Regions from separate parts of the Homo sapiens genome. Here region 1 is linked to region 2. A link is a contact called in ENCODE Hi-C data. All regions are on one chromosome and are shown on one strand. Each heading gives the region's core, a stretch centred on a gene start or an enhancer-like site at or near the end of the contact. The rest is flanking DNA. Distances are from core to core; before and after follow the strand shown.

Evidence for each region. Hi-C counts contacts between places; a loop is a spot of excess contacts on that map. Pooled maps may share reads with other maps.
Region 1: a map with no recorded cell type shows a loop between it and region 2 (2.5-fold over the local background). The contact joins two enhancer-like sites. A Hi-C loop is called at or near these places in 1 of 168 maps with a recorded cell type or tissue (A673), 1 of 37 single-sample maps with no recorded cell type and 2 of 50 pooled maps.

The regions. Positions count from the first base shown.
Region 1 is chr13:80,231,876-80,236,964 of GRCh38, reverse strand. No RefSeq gene overlaps it. Among named protein-coding and RNA genes, the nearest start is that of SPRY2, 110 kb to the left of the region's middle. Within about 2 kb of position 1,389, at least 6 of the 41 ENCODE cell types and tissues checked have a DNase peak (open chromatin) inside an H3K27ac peak, as active enhancers do.
Region 2 is chr13:79,810,834-79,815,560 of GRCh38, reverse strand. No RefSeq gene overlaps it. Among named protein-coding and RNA genes, the nearest start is that of LINC01038, 8.8 kb to the right of the region's middle. Within about 2 kb of position 3,365, at least 4 of the 41 ENCODE cell types and tissues checked have a DNase peak (open chromatin) inside an H3K27ac peak, as active enhancers do.

The DNA.
Region 1 (5,089 bases), core at 140-2,639, 420 kb before region 2:
ACCTGGATCCATGTGACTCTGGCCTTCATCCTTTAGCAGCATGGCCTTCAGTTTGACGTTCACTCACTTTTTAGACAACTACTACATGACTGTACCTTAGTAGCTCACTTCCAAGTAACTGACGCATTGCCAGATTACCTCAGATTTTGGTAACAGAGATAAGGTACACATTTAGTGGTCAAAACCATGCTGAGATATGGAGTTCAGTTTTAGGTAGAAGGGAACATTAAGAAATTCATGGTCAAAACTCAAGCAAGGAAAACAATTTTGAAGGTAAGGTTTCTGTTCACCTGGCTGATGACAATGGCAATTTATATAAATCACAGCAAACTCCCCGGGAAAACAATCAGAAATAGTAATGAAATTTTAGGGTCAATGCTTAAAGAAATGATTTGCAGATGAACTTATTTGGGTGAATATGTCAATGTCATATTTTCAATATAAGTTTTAAATAAAATTCGAGGTTATAAAATGCAATTGGAACACAGAGATTAGAATTAGACTAAATTAAATCAAAGTCTCCTATTTGATCTGATTCTCTGTGACCTTTGTTTCAGCGTAATTTTTAGGTGAGCTGAATTCCATTTTCAAATATCATCCCTGAATTATGCTTTTAAATGTGAAGTGTAGGACTTTATTTATCAGTCTTGTCTCCTCTAAAAACAATTTATATTTGTTCATATATGTAATTCTCTTGGTTCTGAGGAAATGATTTTTTAGAGTGTTGAAAGGCGAAAAAAATATCGCCCTGGACCAAGTGTTTGTCTTCATGAGGCCGCTCTTTGACTGGTGTGACTAAATCAGATGAAGCAGCTTCATGTAGACACTTTGACACAAAGGATTTCAAAGCCAAGTCTAATGACAGCATTTCCTCCTAATATGGATGATGTGAGAACAGAAGCATAATGTTTATTAGCAACCCTTACAAAAACAGTAACTACAACAAAGAGCACAGAAGATGAAAATGCAAGTACTCGGCAATGAGCTCTCATTCTCTTCTGAAATTAATTCACACATTATAAGGTACGCTTCCTTGAATGAATTTCCTTCCTTTTACACTCCCACTTAGCTTTCCTTTAAGTGTCAAATGAAGCGGGTGGTGGAAAATGCAGTGCACCAGTCATTTTGACATTCCTTTGCAAATTAGTCAGGCTTTGATAGTACAGGTCGGTTCTACCACGCAGGGGAGCTTTCAGCTTTGGGAATCTGGCAAAAGTTCAAGAGCAACGTATTGCTTTGAACTCACTTGTTAGCTGTGCAAAATAAACACCATCCACCTTGCAATAAAAAAGCATCAGCAGGAGAAAAAAGAGAACATTCTAAACCCCTCCCTTGAGACTTCAAAACCCTCACTGGGGCTGCTAAATTAGGATAGGAAAAATAAGGCCTGTTTGTGAAAAGAAAGGAGGGGAAAGGAACCATCTTACAACAAACACACACAAAAATTACAATCGCTGAGAACTAATTATGTTTTCATGATCACAAATGCATTGAGAGTTTGAAAGCTCACGGACGCATCCTGATGCTGCTATAAAATGTTTCCTGGCTAATTATTTGCCAGTACAACTGTTCACTTCCTGTGGTGGATTTATGCTAAATCCTGTTATTAGTCTTGCTCTGCAATTGCCATTGTCTATGACTAGAAGCAAGGCTGAAAGGCTACAGTCAGCCTTTTATTACACAACATGTGAATGGAGATTTGACCCAATGTCCGACCACTTCCCCCCTTTGGTTTTTATGTGAGCTCGCTGAGCCTTTCCCAATAAATCATTGGGTTCCAATGAACTTTTACTCTTTTTTCTCTCCTTTCAACCCCACTACTTTGTGAGTGTGTGAGTGCACCCTTTAAAAATAAACCACACAATTTCTTTTTCTCTTTAAGCAGTAGTTAAGACCTTTTCATCATACACAATTTCTACAGTTGTTGCTACAAAAAAAATACATGAAACCAATGTTTGATGCCTCGATTTCATTCAGTGATGGAAGCTGGGAGAGGCAAAAATAAATAAGACCAAAAAAATTGTGAAAGTAATTTACATCTCAGTAAGCATGTGATCCTAAATAAATGTAATGTGCAAACCGTCATAGTAGCTACAGTATAAACTAAATACTTTCTGCAGAAACCTGACTAGGTTTTTCTAGAATATTTTATGTTGGGGGCATTTTAAGTAAATTTGGTAATAAATACCTTAAGAATAATGTTTCCTCCAGACAAAATTATAAATACTGTTAACTGTCTTAAATGTCTTCTTAAATATAGCTTATACTATTCTAAGTCTCTAAAATTCAAATCTAATATTCTTTATTTGTGATACTAGATTCAAGAATATAGCCACTATATTTAAAGATAGTCTTAGATTTATATATCAAATTTTAAAGGTTTATAAAAACTATTGGTTTATAAAAGCAAAGTAGATTGTGACAATGAAAAAATTAGGGTAATAACAAGGGCTAATTTTTCTGTTTATATATATTCCATTTTTTCTGTTTCTAATGGTTACATGCACATCTTTGTTATTCACATTTCTTATATTTATCAAAATTATATTCGTAAACATTCACAGAAATAATCCTTGTGGACTTAAAAATTTTCTCAGAGATCCTTTTCTAACATTTATGTAGATTTGTATAAAACCTTTGAAAATCTTATCTCAACTGCAAGTATCCTTTGTCCATGAAATTTTGTTTTTAGCAATAAATCCTGTTAGAAACGTTAATCCAAAGACAAATCCAGAGCTCAAATAGGTTCTGCTCAGATTTTTTTAAATTATAAAATACTGCAGACCAGGGGTCCCCAAAACCAGGCCACGTACTGGTGGTGATCTGTGGCCTGTTAGTAACTGGGCTGCACAGCTGGAGGTGAGTGGTGGGCTAGCGAGCGAAGCTTCATCTGTATTTACAGCTGGTCCTCATCTCTTGCATTAGCGTCTGAACTCTGTCTCCTGTCAGATCAGTGGTGGCATTAGATTCTCATAGGAGACTGAATCCTATTGTGAACTGCGCATGTGAGGGATCTAGATTATGCACTCCTTATGATAATCTAATGCCTGATGATCTGTCGGTGTCTCTCATCACCCCCAGATGGGACCATCTATTTGCAGGAAGACAAGTTCAGGGCTCCCACTGACTCTACATTATGGTGAGTTGCAGAATTATTTCATTATATCTTACAATGTAATAATAATAGTAATAAAATACACAACAAATGTAATGTGCTTGAATCATCCCGAAACTATCCCCTGCTCCTGCCCCCATTCATGGAAAAATTGTCTTCCACAAAATCAGTCCCTGTTGCCAAAAAGGTGGGGGACCACTGCTGTAGACAAATAAAACAAACATCAGTAGGGAGAGTTAAATAAATTGCACTACATTAAGAAAAAGGAAAAAGGAAAGAGAAAAAGATTGGGTGGATCTATATGCGAGGAAAGATAATTGTGATCATTTTTGAATGAAAAGAGCAAGCAGCAAATAATATGTATAGAATAGTATCATTTAAAAAAAATCTATGCAAGCTCATTTACACACAGAGGTGTGCTGGAGAGCTATGGGCCAGCTCATGAGCATGAGGATGTGGTAGGTGAGGAGACAGGAACAAGGAAGGTGATGGAGCCATTTTCATCATTTGCCTTACATAGTTTGGTAGTATTTGCTTTTCTTCCCAAGCATATCATTTATTTAGTATTTTTAAAAATTATAGTTAAAGGCAGAGGAGTACGACAAAAAGATTTTAAAAAAATGATCTAAGTGTACAAATTTTTGATGTGTGTCTGTGATGCATGTCAACGAATCCTTTATTTCTTCAATAATATATTGGTTCTTGGTCGGGCACCAAACGGTGTGCCACTACTTGGTGGTGTGCACCTGTAGTCCCAGGTATGGGGAAGGCTGGAGGATCCCTTGAGCCCAGGACTTTGAGTCCAGCCTGGGCAATGTAGCAAAATCTTGTATCTAAAAACTAAAAACAAAAAAAAAATAATACATTGATTCTATTGTATTAGAAACCCAAAAGAATGTGCTTTCTGAGGGCACTGTATCTCTCTGAGGTAGTCTGTAGCAACTGGTCTACAATGACCTAACTTCTTTTTCTTTTCTTTTTTTTTTTTTTTTTGAGACGGAGTCTCAGTCTGTTGCCAGGCTGGAGTGCAGTGGCGCAATCTCAGCTCACTGCAACCTCCGCCTCCCTGGTTCAAGTGATTCTCCTGCCTCAGCCACCCGAGTAGCTAGGACTACAGGTGCCCGCCACCATGCCCAGCTAATTTTTGTATTTTTATTAGAGACAGGGTTTCACCCTGTTGGCCAGGATGGTCTTGATCTCTCGACCTCGTGATCCACCCACTTTGGCCTCCCAAAGTGCTGGGATTACAGGCTTGAGCCACTGTGCCCCGCCTTCAATGACCTAACTTCTTATTTCTCTCTAATAAAAAGTAGAAAGAGGTACTGAGAGCATTGGCTGCATCCCACCACAGCAAGGAGCCCCCTGAGGGTATGTGAATGTCTCTTCCACATTCACGATGGTGGTCTAGAGGAAGGCAGGATAAACAGAGGTAAATCTGCCCCATCTCATGGCCATCATCAGACATTCCATTACTTCCAGAGCTCCTGACTGTGATGTAGTCTTTCACCCCTACATACACACACACACACACACACACATCACATAAACATATACACATGCATGCACACACATATACATATTTCCCTTCCATTTCTCTTCCCATGGTGCAAAGTTTCTAATCAATGGTGCTTCATTTTCTAAGAAGGCTAAGACCCTATAACATGGAATAGTGGAAACAACTCAGGCATCGACTCTGAAGCTTGGCACTTTCTTTTCCACGCAATCCTCTAGTAGAGATATTATTATTATTTCTTTTTTGAGACAGAGCCTCGCTCTGTTGCCCAGGCTAGAGTGCAGTGGTGCTACCTCCACTCACCGCAACCTCCGCCTTCCGGGTTCACGCCATTCTCCTTCCTCAGCCTACCGAATAGCTGGGACTACAGGCACCTGCCACCCAGCTAAATTTTTGTATTTTTAGTAGAGACGGGTTTCACCGTGTTAGCCAGGATGGTCTTGATCTCCTGACCTCGTGAT
Region 2 (4,727 bases), core at 2,116-4,615:
GAATGAAAAACAAAAACCATGTGAGCATCTCAATACATGCAGAAAAGCATTTGACAAAACCCAGCACCTTTCCATGATGAAAGCACTTCACAAACTAAGAGCGGAATGGAGCTTCCTCAATCTGATAAAGGAAATCCATGAAAAAAGCTCAGAGCTAACACCATAGTTAATGGTGAATAACTGGATGTTTTACCCTAAGATCAGGAACAAATAGGTATGTTCACTCTTGTCAATTTTATTCAATGTCGTTCTAGAGGTTTTAGCCAAGGCAATTTAGAAGGAAAGGAAAGGAAAGGAAAGGAAGGAAAGGAAAGGAAAAGGAAAAGGAAAAGGGAAAGGGAAAGGGAAAGGGAAAGGGAAAGGAAAGAGGAAAGGAAAGAGGAAAGGAAAAAGGAAAGGAAAGGAAAGGAAAGGAAAGGGGTACCAAAATTGAAAAGAATGAAATAAAATTATATCTGCAGATGACATGATCTTGTCATTAAAAATCCCAAGAAATTTACTTTAAAAAATAATTAGAAGTAATGAGTTCAGCAAATTTGCAGGTTAGAAGATCAATATACAAAAATCAATTGTATTTCTATACAATTGCAATTAACAATCTAAAAATAAAATTTAAAAAATTTAAAAAATCAGAAACAATAAAATACTTAGAAAAATATTTAACAAAAAATGCAAAATTTATATTTTGAGGACTTCAAAATATTGTTAAAAGAAATTTTAAATGATTTCAATAAATTAAAAATAACCCATGTTCATGAATCAGAAGATTTAATATTATAGAGATGGCAATGTTCCTCAAGTTCATCTATAGGTTCAATGCAATCTCTATCACAATCACAGCTAGCTTTTTCTGTAGAAATTGACAAGTTGACTTTAAAATTATATGGAATTGCAAGGTACCCAAAAAAGCTATTTAAAAAAGTCTTGAAACAGAAGGATAAAGTTGGAGGACTCAAACTTCTCAGTGTCAAAACTTACTACAAATCAACAGTAATCAAGACAGTGTGGCACTGTCATAAGGACAAACATACAGAGAAATGGAATAGAATCAAGAATCTAGAATTAAATCCATCTGCCTATGGTGCACTGATTTTTGACAAGCGTTCCAAGCTTTTTAAAGAGAAAAGAACGATCTTTTCAACAAAGGATGCTGGAACAACAAGGTAGCCACATGCCAAAGAATGAAATCGAACCTCTAACTTACACTATATATAGAAATTAACTCAATGGGAGTCAAACACCTAAATATATGAGTGAAAACAATACAACTCTTAGAATAAAATATGGAGGTAAATTTTTGTGATCTTGCAGTTGGTAATACATTCTTAGTTATGACACCAAAAGCATGAGCAGAAAAAGAAAAAATAGTCCAAAACAATAGACTTCATCAAAATTAAAGCTTTTCTGCTTCAAAGAATATGGTCAAGAAAGTAAAAAGACAATCCACAGAATGAGAGAAAAAAATTGAAATCATATATCTGATAGGAGACTTACATCTAAAATATATAAAGAACTCATATAATTCTATAATAAAAATAATAAAAGCCTAATTTTAAAAATTGGGTAAAAGATTTGAATAAACATTTCTCCAAAGAAGTCATAAATGTATAAAAGTATGCTTGATGTCATTAGTCATCAGAGAAATCAAAACCAAAACGACAACACGATGCCATTTCACACCCACCAGGATATCTATACTCAAAAAGTTAGATAAGAGCAAGTGTTGACAAGGATGTGGAAAAATCAGAATCCTTACAGACTGCTGGTGAGAATGGAAAATGGTGCAGCTACTGTGTAAAACAGTCTGGCAGCTCCTCAGAAGGTTAAGCATAGAGTTACCATGTGACTCAAAATTTTACTCCTAGATATCTACCAGGGAAGATGAAAACATACATCCACACAAAAACCCATACATGAATATTTATACCAGCATTATTCATAATAGCCAAAAGGTAGAAACAACCCAAATGTCTATCAACTGATCAATGACCAAACAAAACATTATACATCCATCCATACGATGAAACATTATTTGGCCATAAAAAGGAAGTACTGCAGCCAGGCGCAGTGGCTCATGCCTGTAATCCCAGCACTTTGGGAGGCCGAGGTGGGTGGATCACGAGGTCAGCAGTTAGAGACCAGCCTGGCCAGCATGGTGAAACCCCGTCTTTGCTAAAAATACAAAAAATTAGCCTGGCATGGTGGAGCAGGCCTGTAATGCTAGCTACTCGGGAGGCTGAGGCAGGAGAATTGCTTGAACCCGGGAGGCGGAGGTTGCAGTGAGCTGAGATCATGCCACTGCACTCTAGCCTGGGCGACAAAGTGAGACTCTGTCTCAAAAAAAAAAAAAAAAAGAAAAAAAAAGAGGAAGTACTACCACACGCTTTGACACGAATGAACCTTGAAAACATTATGTTAAGGGAAAGAAGGAAATTACATAAGACAAAGACTATGTATTATATAATTCCATTTACATGAAATATCCTGAACAGGCAAATCCATAAAGACAGAAGGCACTTCAGTGTTTGTCTGGAGATAGGAGGGATGGGGGGTAGTAGCTAAAAAATATGGGGCTTCTTTATGAGGTGATAAAAATGTTCTAATTTTGGCTGTGGTGATGGTGACATGTATCTGTGAATATACTAAAAACCTTTGAATTGTGCACTTTAAATGGGTGATTATATGATATGTGAACTATATGTTAATAAAGATGTTATTTTAAACTTTTCTTTACAAAAGTAGGATGTGCACCCCAATGGCACTGTAAACAATTTTCTCCCATAGCTATTCCATTTTCACACTACTTTCTTTCTAATTCCTATTTCTACTTCTCACTTCCATTTATCTTACACTTAGGTTTCATTTCCCCAGACCTACATTTCTGGTTCAATACCCTGCTTTTGAAACCTTCCTGTGAACCCTTTTAATGAGCTACAAGAGTTTTTCAACCTAAACTGTATGATGTTTACTGGCATTTAAGGTTTTACTTTCCTTACTTCTTCAGGTTAGGTACACCCTCTGTCAATCCTCAATACTAAGAAACCTCATCCAGAGAACAACTAGGGGAAGACCCCAGAGATTAATATGAGCTAAACACACAGTCTTTCCTGCTTATTCACATTAAACTACCATCCTTAAAATACACATTTGCATCTCACATATTTTAGCCACCAGAAATTTCCAGGAAATTTCTCTGTTTCTTACACTAACGGGTGTGGATCTAGTATCTTCCATCTTCAGATCTGTCTCAACTCAACAGTCTCTGAATATACAGAAAAGGCTCCTACTTTAGAATGGTAGTGAGGGAAACTGAAAGTGGCATTTCAGTTGAGTGAGAAGAAGCCAGCCATGCAAAGACCTGGGAGAAGAGCATCCCAGAGAGAGGGAACATCATGAATGACTGGCTGAATGCATGAACTAGAGATCCAAGGGGCATAGGAATCCAGAGAAAAAGGCAATCCCTCGAGACTAGGAATTGGAAACTTTGAAAGGCTTTTGCAAGTAGGTAAAACTGGAGCAGCATATTGGAAGAAAGGACCAGACTCAAACTCATTAAAGGAAAGGAAGGCATTCCAGGCAAGGAAGTGGAAACAAATGAATCTGGACTATACTACGTGAAACAGGTCAGGCAAAGCGAAGGTTGTTAGAGGATTGTTTCCTAAATATGACCAGCTCTGACCTTGGTTTCAGCTCTTTGAAATTCCAACACGACATCCTAAAATGGCAAAGAGTCCCATTTGTGCCCAGATTGGGTCACCGTTTCTGTGTGGCCTACACTTGTGCCTTATTACCTGCAAGAAACACTTGTTATTTTAGTTTTGCGGAGACAAAGAATACCACTTTCCATTGGGCTCTCTGGGTTGTAAAGAAACCAGTTCTCCCCACGTTGGCATTAGTATAGTGAAGTGCAGGATCTCTGAAAGAAGAAAGGGGCAAAACAAACTTAAGGTATCTCTTAAGTCTTCCTGAGGATAAAAGAAAGAACCAAGCTCATTATTTCCAGGGTAAAGTTAAAGTCCTAATCATCAATAGGAAAACTTTCCTCCTTTCAGAATTGTGTCCTTTGCTTCCTTTTTAGTCTCAGAAAAACTTTATTTTTCTAGAAACAGAGGGCAGAACAGCAACTTCCACTGTCTCCAGCCCTACAACTGATACTTTGCACTGAAAAAGTTACTTGCTTTAGTCAGACAAAGAACTATCTTTCTTCTGCTATTAACCATGGTTATTTAAGACTATATGTAAACGCAATACTGTTTTTAACACGATATTTGGAAAAGAAGATATGAAGAAGAATTAATCATGCAGAGAGGCAGAAAGTGATTTTTACTTAAAATTCACAATATCCATGTCATTTTCCCTGGGGGAGTTTATTTCAAATGCTACTTAGTAATTTTTCAAGACAGAAAATGATAAAGCCTGTCTGAGGGAGAAAAGGAGAACAAACTCCATTAATATCAACCCTCAGCCCCCACATATACCCCCACCTCAGGCCCCCATACTTCTGGCTGCCTTTCCCTTACAAGTGTATCTTTGCCTGGAAGCTAAGAGGTGGCAAGAGCATTTGTGGCTGAAAGATACTCTTATAGTTCACAGTAAGCATTCTTTGCATTCTTTAGATTTTTAAATACAGCAGCCTCAAGGGGAAGACCAAAGAAAGAGCTGCCCGTTTATTATATGAGGTGAGTAATAGTGGACAACAATAAAAAGAAAGAGGATTTCCGTGTCTT